2 separate regions of the Homo sapiens genome follow, and region 2 is linked to region 1. A link is a loop called in an ENCODE intact Hi-C map of the cell type or tissue named here. Cell type or tissue: ovary. All regions are shown on one strand.

Region 1 (5,000 bases):
GGGATTGGCTGGGATTGCAGCGAATCACCTCTTGGCTCTAATAGCCAAAATTCATAGCTGTGCAGAACTCTCTTTGAAAAAATGGCCAATGATTACATAAGAGTGAATCCAATTCCCATTAACAAATCTTAATATAATACATCCAACAAAGCTACGTGTAGAAACTAAGTGACATCAAACATATGCTTGTCGTAATCACGTGTGTTGAAAACTGTGTTGAAAAGTGCACCAGGTGCCAGTAGGGGCCAAGGGACCTAGGCCCCTTGCCAAGGTCAGCGCATGCTGACCTGCGCTGGTGGTCGGGTGGAGGGCTCCATTTGCAAACAGGCGACAGTTGGCTGCCAATCTTGTTGATCATTTATTTGCTGATCAAAAAGGAATTCTGTCAGTACTGTGCACCCTAACACAATATTTGGACCTTCATACATGTATTAGTCGGTTTTCCTGCTGCTAATAAAGACATACCCAAGACTGGGTAATTTATAAAGGAAAGAGGTTTAATGGACTCACAGTTCCGCATGGCTGGGGAGGCCTCACAATCATGGTGAATGGCAAAGGAGGAGCAAAGTTGCATCTTACATGGCAGCAAGCAAGAGGCCTTGTGCAGGGGAACTCCCATTTATAAAACCATTAGATCTCATGAGACTTACTCACTATCACGAGAACGGCATGGGAAATGTCTGCCTCCATGATTCAATTACTTCCCACCAGGTCCCTCCCACAACACATGGGAATTATGGGAGCTACAATTCAAGATGAGATTTGGGTGGGGACTCAGCCAAACCATATCGATACATAAGCATTTTACTGGGCTTTGGCTGTATTAAGGGATTGATTGGAGATTTTAAGATCATACATTATAATTTTTCCCATTTAAAATAATGCAAAATGTGTTCTTCATTGATGCTTCCAAGCACAGATTCTGACATTTTGCAACAGGATTCCAATGTTAAGAGAAAGCTCCGTGTCACTTACTGGTTCTGATGGGTCAGACCTGGACTCGGGGAATGGAGGGGCTGGGTTCCTCCTAAACCACAGGGACTGAGGTGGGGTACGAGTGACTACCCAAAAGAACACTGGGGTTCATTTAGCAACAGGATGGGAAATGGATACTGAAAAGCAAAATAACAAATTTTACAAAAATGTTTTCTGTCCAAGAATTAAATATGTGACACATCAATGTGTTCAATGTCCTTACATATTATGCGTAAGACATCTGGGCACAGATAGGAAGGCAGGACAGGTCTGAGCACCTCCCGCCACCTCTCCCCTCCCGGCTCAGGAAAGCTGCTCACAGCTGCAGCCAGCCCGGCCCCCCGCCCTCACCTGCTCCCCCTGCTGTCTCCAGAGTCCCTGGGCTTTCTCCCCCTCCACCTGTTTCCTCTCCTTGGGCTGCCTCTCCCAGGCTAAACATGCCCGGGGCACATCAGTGTTGAAAAGAGCTGTTTCTCTGCTGTCCTCACCCCTAAGCTACAGGCTACACCTTGTTTCCCACCCACGGAGAATCTTCTAGGGAAATTAGTGCACAGGATAAGCTTTTAACAGATTATCAGAAACGTTTTCATCCTAGTGTTTCCTGTGACCATGTGGCCCGCCCATCCAGGATGGTCTGCATCCAGGGAAAGATGGGGAAGAGGGGAGGGCAGGCCCAGTGGGGGCCTCCCCACCCACAGGCCCCTCCTCCTCCTGATGGAGCAGCCCCATCTGCTACAAGCACTCCCCAGGGGTGCGGGGTTCATGCTTAGAGCAGCAATCATTCCTGTTTATCTGAAATTCAAATCTGCCTGGCATCAGGTACATTCATTTACTAACCTGCAGCTCCACCTGGAATGATTTGGGACAGCCCTTCCCATCTCCCTGGGAAGGATCAGTGGTGTTTGGACAGGCACTTTGCACCCTGGGTGCCTGTGAGGTGGGTTCCCCTTCAAGAAGAGGCCTAACCAGTGCTCCTGCTCCCTGGGTCGGGTCTCCTCACAGCCCAGGGTCTGGGTGGTCTGCAGGGCAGGCTGTTCTCTGTTCCTCCAGCAAGGATGACCACTGCAGGTGGGGCTGCAGGGAGGCCAGGTGCTACCAGGTAGAGGCCAGAGCTGGGTCGCTCAGTTCGCTCTGCTCTTGTCCTCAGACCCCGATGCCAGCTCTAGAAAGAGGGGCCCTTTTGCCTTGGCCTCTCCATGGGGCACAGGCCTCCCTCCCCACCCCACCACGGCAGTGGGGGCATGAGCTCCAGGGACACCTGCTTTCCTCACAGCCCTGCCCTGAGGACGCTGATTTGCCTTCTTGCCACAGGTCCAGAAAAGTCTGGATTTGATCCTGGCACCGAGGAGGGTCTCTGTGAGCTTGGACTCCTCTCCTGACAGGGGGAAGGGCAGGGCCAGTGCATCTCACAGCCATGGCAGGCTGATGGGACTGTCACACAGCTTTTTGGCCTTGAACTCAGGGCTTAATGTTATCATATCACTTAATACTCCCAGGGACCTGGGTGAGGTACAGTCCCATTCCCATTTGACAGAGAGGAGGCTGGGGTGCACTGAGAGGTAATCAGTGTGCTGGCGACATTTAACAGCCAGCTCTCCAGAAACATAAATCACCCTGATTTGTGGAGATTGCCAGGTTCCCAGGCACAAATATTCCCAGCACATCCAATTTCAAGTGCTAGCAGTTTAACAACTGGCTCATAAAACCCCTGAAAATGTGAGAGTCGGCTCCCACAAGCTGCTGTGGGACAGCCCCAGCTCCCTGATAACCTTCTAGGACCTGCCCTAGTTGGGGAGGAGACGGATCCAGACCCCAAGGGCCTGGACACCAGGGGGGCTCCACTCAGATCCTCTGGCCCTCACCATTCCCAGGACCCCCTCTTGGGCTTCTGTGTTCTTCTCTCTCCAGGGCTGGCTCCTGACACTCCTCTTTAAACAACTGTCCTTAGGCCACTGAGCCCGACCAGCCCCACTGCAGTGAGCCGAAGTGGCCTGGGGGCCAGCCATGCTGAAGCTGCCTCCTCCCAGCTTGTGGGATATGATTTTGGTGTTTACAGTTTTCAGGAATTATATAAACCAGGTATGACACAGGCTGAACATCAGTCATGGTGAAATTATTCACATCCCAGGAACCTGGCAGGGGCTGTGCTGCTGCTGCCCCTGGGAGTGAGTTGTCCCACACTCAGCAGCTCGCCCTGTCTCATCCTCCCCACCTAGCGAGGCTTTGACCAGTGACGGGGGTGTGGGAACCTCCAACAGGGCGGCTGAGGCTGGGTTCACGCTCCAGGGCGCCCCTGCAGGACCACAAGGAAGCCATTGCAGTCAGGAGACCTGGCGCTCAAAGCTTCGCTTATCCTGACCCTGTGCCTCTCCCCGCTCCCTCCCGGCCCTCCCTTCACGCGTCACCTGTTCCCAAGTCCTCATCCCAGGATCTGCTTCCGGGGACCAGGCCTGATAGGCTCCAAAGCTCTGCTCTTAACCAGCACCGCAACTGGAGGAAAAGCAGGAGGCATTTGGCTGTTGATGATCATGACATTTTCATTATTCTGTGTGGTTTGGGTTTATTTTACCCAAGGAGCACAGTCCACAGAAAATAGAACATTTCAGGAATACCAACCAAGCTAAGTAACATGTTCACATGATATTTATTAAAACTGTGATGAAACCGGCTCCACAAACCGTTGATAGAAGATGGGCTGTGTAAAACCGGTACTGGGAAAACGGGTTGTCTGTGTGGAGGAAAGTAAGACTGAATCGCTAACCAATACTGCAAACAAAGATGGAGTCTAGATGGATTAAAAACCTGAATATGAAAAGAGAGAAAATATGAAAACATATAGAGTCTTTGGGAACTTGTGCCTGGGAACAATTTTTTAAACACATTTGGAAAGCATAAACCATAGAAAAATGATTAGTTTTGTCACATCAAAACAAAGGATGCCTGCTTAATGAAGAAGACCATGAACAAAATCATTAGACGACTGGCAAAATGGGAAAAGAGATTTGCAAAGTTTAAAACTGGAACGTGATCAGTGTGTCAAATATACAATGTAACTTTGTAAATCAACAAGGAAACAAGGAGAAATCCCAAAGAATGGACAGAGCGATGTGAGCAGGCAACACCCAGGAGAGGAAATCCCAACAGGCCAAGATGCCACACCCAGGCTGTCTCCTGTCACTCCTGGCGGTGATTAGGAAGCTGGCGGCTCCCAGCCTGGGCAGGGACGCAGGGATGTCCTGCAGGTGGGGGTGGACGGAGGGCCCTGGACCCAGCGGTCCCACCTCAAGTAGACACCCAGGGAGGTGCTGACCCAGGCCCACAGATGACCTCTGAGGCCCACAGATGACCTCTGAGCCTGTCTGTGGGGGCCGGGAGGGGCACAGGACCTGGGTGGGTGTCCCTGGGAGAACAGAGAGGAAAATGGGGTGGGCGCACACGGAGAACCATGCAGCAATGAGACAGCATGAGCTGGTGCACACGGAGCGATATGAGAGCATCTTTAAAACATGATTATTTGTAAAAGTTTACAAATACACAGAATGAAATTAATCACATGAGACCATTGACGTTCATGCCCGGAAACAGCAATGGGCACTCTCCAAGAACACGTCCCAATAAAAAGATCGTCATTACACACGGCTCAGTGATTTCCTAACGGCAGGGAGGGGAATGGGAGGAGGAATGGGAAGGAACGAAAATACACCATAAAGCCTGAAGCCTGAGGGAATCCACGCGCAGAGAGATGAGATGTGATGTGTCACACACTGTGCAGTGGGGTTCATTCACTCCTGACTCTTGAGGGCCAGTCATGAAGTGGGGGAAGAGATGGACGCAGTGAGGTACGGGCTGTGAGACCCGTGGAGACCTCAAAGGCTGGGTGTCAGGATGTGTGTGTCCTCCCTCCCGTTACAGGACAGTGTGACCACACCCCCTGCCTGGCTCTGCCCCTCCAGCCTGGCCCCGCCCACGCCTGACCCAGCCCCCTCCAATGTGGCCCCGCCCCTATGGCCTGACCACACCCCGAC
Region 2 (5,000 bases), 210 kb before region 1:
CACTCACCACGAAGGTCTGCAGCTTCACTCCTGAGCCAGCGAGACCACGAGCCCACTGGGAAGAATGAACAACTCCAGACGCACTGCCTTAAGAGCTGTAACACTCACCGCGAAGGTCTGCAGCTTCACTCCTGAGCCAGTGAGACCACGAACCCACCAGAAGGAAGAAACTCCGAACACATCCGAACATCAGAAGGGACAGACTCCAGACACGCCACCTTAAGAGCTGTAACACTCACTGTGAGGGTCCATGGCTTCATTCTTGAAGTCAGTGAGACCAAGAACCCACAAATTCTGGACACACTTTCAGCCAACAAGGCAAATCAACATTCTCAGGGCTAGGCTGTGAGGCCAGCCTGTGAGGGAAGCAGGTGTCCCTGCAGCTCTGGCCTCCACTGCTGGGGTGGGGTGGGGAGGGAGGCCTGTGCCCCAAGGAGTGGCCAAGGCAAAGGGGCCCCTCTTTCCCGAGCTGACATCAGGGTGTCAGGACAAGAGCAGAGAGAACTGAATGACCCAGCTCTGGCCTCCACCTGGTGGGACCCGGCCTCCCTGCAGACCCACCTGCAGCCGCTGTCCCTGCTGGAGGGACAGAGAACAGCCCGCCCTGCAGGCCACAGGGACCACCCAGACCCTGAGCTGTGAGGAGACCCTGGAAAGTGGGAGCGCTGGTTACAGAGACTTCTTCTGGAAGGAGAAACCCCCTCACAGGCACCAAGGGAGCAAAGTGCCCCTGGAAACACAGCTGATCCCTCCAGCAAATAAATTTCCAGGCAGATTTGAATTTCAGATAAACAGGAATGATTGTTACTCTAAGTATGCCCCCCCGTGGGTAGTGCTCCCAGCAGATGGGCCTGCTCCATCAGGAGGAGGCGGGGACTGTGGGCAGGGAGGACCCGTGTCTGCCCTGAGCCCCAGGACACAGATCACTCTGGAGGGGCGGGCCACACGGTCACAGGAAACACTGGGCTGAAAACACTCCCGATAATCTTTTGAAAGCTTATCCTGTGCACTAATTTCCCTAGAAGATTCTCTGTGGGTGGGAAACAAGGTGTATCCTGTAGCTCAGGGATGAGGACAGCAGAGAAATGGCCCTTTTCAACATTGATGTGCCCCGGGCATGTTTATGGGCCGGGAAGAGGCAGCCAGAGGACAGGAAACAGTTGGAGGGGGAGGAAGCCTGGGGCCTCTTATCACTGAGGGGCAGGTGAGGGCGGGGGGCCGGGCTGGCTGCAGCCATCAGCAGCTCTCCTGAGCCGGGAGGGGAGAGGTGGCGGGAGGTGCTCAGACCTGTCCTGCCTTCCTATCTGTACACAGATGTCTTATGTATAATATGTAAGGACATTGAACACATTGATGTGTCACATATTTAGCTCTTGGATAGACAACTTTTTTCTAAAATCTGTTATTTTGCTTTTCAGTATCCATTTCCCATCCTCTTGCTAAACGAACCCCCGTGTTCTTTTGGGTAATCAGTCAGATCCGCTGACACTGCAGTTCCCGTGGTTTAGGAGGAACTAACCCTGCCCCTCCATTCCCGGAGTCCATGTCTGACCCATCAGAACCAGTAAGAGGACAGGGAGCTTTCTCTCATCACCAGGATCCTGTTGCAAAAAGTCAGAATCGGTGCATGAAACCACCACCCAAGGACACATTTTTCATTATTTCAAATGGAAAAAATTACAACACTTCGTCCTAAAATTTCTGCTCAATCCCCTAAAACAGTTAAAGCACAGGAAAATGCTTACATATGAAGATCCAGCTATCATGTCAGGGTGCACAATACTGACAGGGTCCCTTCTTGATGGGCAAATACATGATCAACAGGGTTGTCAGCTGACCGCCACCTGTGCGCGGATGGAGCCCCCTGCCCAGCAGCTCGCGTCAGTGCGGGTGAGCGACCCTCAGCCCCTGCTGGCATCTGGTGCACTTTTCAACACAGGTCTACGTGATCACCACAGGCATATTCGGAAGTCACTTGATTTGTTCCTGGATATTGTTTTTTTACACGTATATTAAGATTTGTTAATGGGAGTTGGATTCATTCTTATGTAATCAGCCATTTTTTCAAGGAGACATCTGCACATTCTATGAATTTTGGATATTAAAACCAAGAGGTGACTCACTGCAATCCCAGCCAAGCCCAGGAAGGCATTCTGCAGATTATGTCAACTGAGTCTGACGTTCTATGGAAAGGCGAAAGTCCTCGAACAGCCAACACCGTGAGGAAGAACAGAGTTGGAGAACCCACATACCTAACTTCAAGCCTTATCTTAAAACGACAGTAATCGCGACAGAGTGGTATCAGTGCAAGAACAGACAGACAGACCACTGGGATGAAACAGGGAGCCAGGAGTAGGCCCACAGAAGCCCCGTCAGCTGATCTGCGATGGGGAAAAGCCGGCTCTGGTGTGGCCTTTGCCCAGCGGCCACCGTTCAGGATGGGGGAGCAAGGACACAGGTGACGCCAGGGCCCCACAGGGAAGAGCTGGGCCAGCAAACATCTTCCGTCAAGACCCAGAGCCCGTGAGGCCTGCAAACATCTTTTCAGGGCACACAGGCTCTGATGCAGCTACTAAAACCTGCCATTGTTGTGTGACAGCCACTCGGGAAACAAAGACCCAGCCCACGTGCAGACCCCTCTTCATGGGCCCAGCAGAGGTGAATGGGCCCCGAGAGGATCCCACGGGCTTTCCCCAGAGGACGAGGCCATGCCGGGGCCTCATTACCCACAGATGTCACACGGCTCCTCCTCCTCCCCTCCTCCTCCTCCCCTCCGCCTCCTCTTCCTGTTGCTCTTCTTCCTCCTCTTCCTCTTCCTCCTTCTCCTCCTCCTCTTCCTCCTCTTCTCCTCATCCTCCCCTCTTCCTCCCCTCCTCCTCTTCCTCTTGCTCTTCCTCCTCCTCCTCCCCTCCTCCTCCTCCTCACCTCCTCCTCCTCCTGTCCCTGGTGGGTGAGCCATCAGCAGTGACCAGCCACACACTTTGAGTCTGGGGACAGCAACCTGGATTCCGGTCTTGCCTCTGCCTTAGCCTCACTCTGTGGCCCTGGGTGAGTCCTGTCCCTTCTCCAGGCCTCAGTTTCCTCACTCATAAAATGAGGAAATTGGACTCGTTCTTGGCTCCTCAAACTCCAGTCTTCACTTCCCACCTTCCATGTTCCATACACATTACTTATTCCACGTTTTTCTTTAAATCATCTCACTTTCACTTCACTAAATTCCTCTAAAGAGGAAACATATTTCACCACCATAAGCAGAAAATCATTCTCACTTACCATAAGCAGAAGGTGGCTTGAACGTGAAATGAAGACAAAATGATGTTATTCACAACTAGCTAAGGCCTCGTCTGCCCAAAGCTCTGAGTCTGATGCCCACTCACAGGGGTTGAAAAATCAAACACCACCGGGGGCCAGGATGGGATTTTATTTGCATGTTAAAATGATAATGATGAGGCAGAAACTTAACAATCTATATTCTTCAGGTGTACAGGCTCACTCAACCCTCGTAAGAGCCAGAAAAGGGGCCGGATGCGGTGGCTCACCCCTGTAATCCCAGCACTTTGGGAGGCCGAGATGGGTGGATTGCTTGAGCCCAGGAGTTTGAGACCAGCCTGGGCAACATAGTGAGGCCCCATCTCTATTAAAATTGGTTTTAAAAAAGAGCCAGAAGTGGCAGGTGCTGTTCTCATCCCCACTTCACAGACGAGGAACCTGAGGGTCCGAGACACAGGAAGCTGCTTGATCCTCCAGCCAGGATGAGGCTGAGGGAGAGCCCAGGCCAACCCGCTCTTGGAGTTTGGACTTTCAACCGCGAATTTTCCACAACCGTATGGAAATGTTCGTCCAGGGGTTCTGGAAACACTCAGTCCCCATGGTCTGTCTTCTGTTTTCCTATTTTTGGTAAGCATTAAAAACAAAACAAAACAAAACAAAAGCTCTTCCCTTTCCCTGTTGGTCCATTCTGAGGAAGCGTCACCCAATGTGGTGACAAACAGTAAGTGGCATCAGCCCCAGCGTGGCAGTGATAGGGCGTGGTGGGGACTGTGGCGCGGAGAGTCCCCACAGGAAAGGGAGCAGCGGCTTCACCCACAGATGCTGCAGCAAGGAGAGCCCCGTGCCAGCTGCCCAGGCTGTTGGATCCGTTCAGGGATCCGGCTTGCACGTGGGCCCACGAAGGGGGTCTGCACGCAGGCAGGGTCTCTGTTCCCCGAGCGTCTATCCCCAGCACCCACAGCAGTGCCCAGCTCAGCTAGGGTGCAATAAATGATGTGTGAACTGGTGAATTCATGGAAATCTCCCACTTTTTACCTATTGGGGATTAATTCCATGTTTTAAGTCTGGGCCGGCAGTGCCACGTGGTCCTCCAGGTGTGTCCTCTGTCAGGTGCTAGAGGACACCCCAAGGTCAGCAGGGGCTTCTGCTGGGTCTCTGAGCCATTATTCTCTCGCCTGCCTCACGTGAACACAGGTTTCCTGGGTGGAGTTTAGTTGAGAGATCGCAGTCATTCGCAGGAGGAAACCTGCTGCTCCCTCAGGGGTGCAGTGAGTTTCAGGCATTAGGACGGAGCCAACACCCAGGCTTCCTAAAGCCCTGAACATAAATTTCTCTCAACTCCCTTTTCTTGGGAATTAGCAAATCAAACACTGTATTTTTCAGTGTCTCAAATCTTGCTTCCTTCCAGCTGAGCCCAAGGAGAGTGAAGGGCAGAGGGTGGCACAGGGTGGAGATTTGAGAAGTTTAATTAAAGCCTCAGGTTCAGGCGCAGGGTGATCCTGATCCATCACCAAGGTGTGGCCGCTCCCACTTCATGAAAAGACAGCCCAGCCCTGAGGATCAGAGCCATCTCTCAGATGGAGGAGAAGTCAACGCCTGACAGCCTTCGCTCATTTGACAGATGCTTCCCCTGAATTCTCCTCTTGGTAATAAAGTGGTCTCCATGGTAACTGTTGAGGCCTTGATGATGGATTAGACAGGCTATTTTTAATCATCCTGAAAACAATGTT

Evidence for each region. Hi-C counts contacts between places; a loop is a spot of excess contacts. Peaks named below come from ENCODE experiments on the same cell type or tissue, not always from the same donor. Only the 100,000 strongest peaks of a DNase experiment are listed, where the experiment ranks them.
Region 2: a loop joins it to region 1, with 4 times the contacts of the local background. A loop is called at or near these places in 11 of 110 quality-filtered maps.

The regions. Positions count from the first base shown.
Region 1 is chr12:131,435,781-131,440,780 of GRCh38, forward strand. LOC124903090 (vegetative cell wall protein gp1-like) reads left to right here. Exons shown (of 2, transcript XM_047429977.1): 2 at 1-4,607. Among named protein-coding and RNA genes, the nearest start is that of LINC02370, 91 kb to the left of the region's middle. In ovary, no CTCF peak of the experiment used is centred here; DNase peaks (open chromatin) are centred at 2,131 and 3,311.
Region 2 is chr12:131,229,010-131,234,009 of GRCh38, forward strand. LOC105370082 (a long non-coding RNA gene) reads right to left here. Exons shown (of 4, transcript XR_945559.3): 4 at 1-5,000. Among named protein-coding and RNA genes, the nearest start is that of LINC02415, 66 kb to the right of the region's middle. RefSeq lists an enhancer at 1,015-1,309 and a silencer at 1,181-1,377. In ovary, no CTCF peak of the experiment used is centred here; a DNase peak (open chromatin) is centred at 1,922.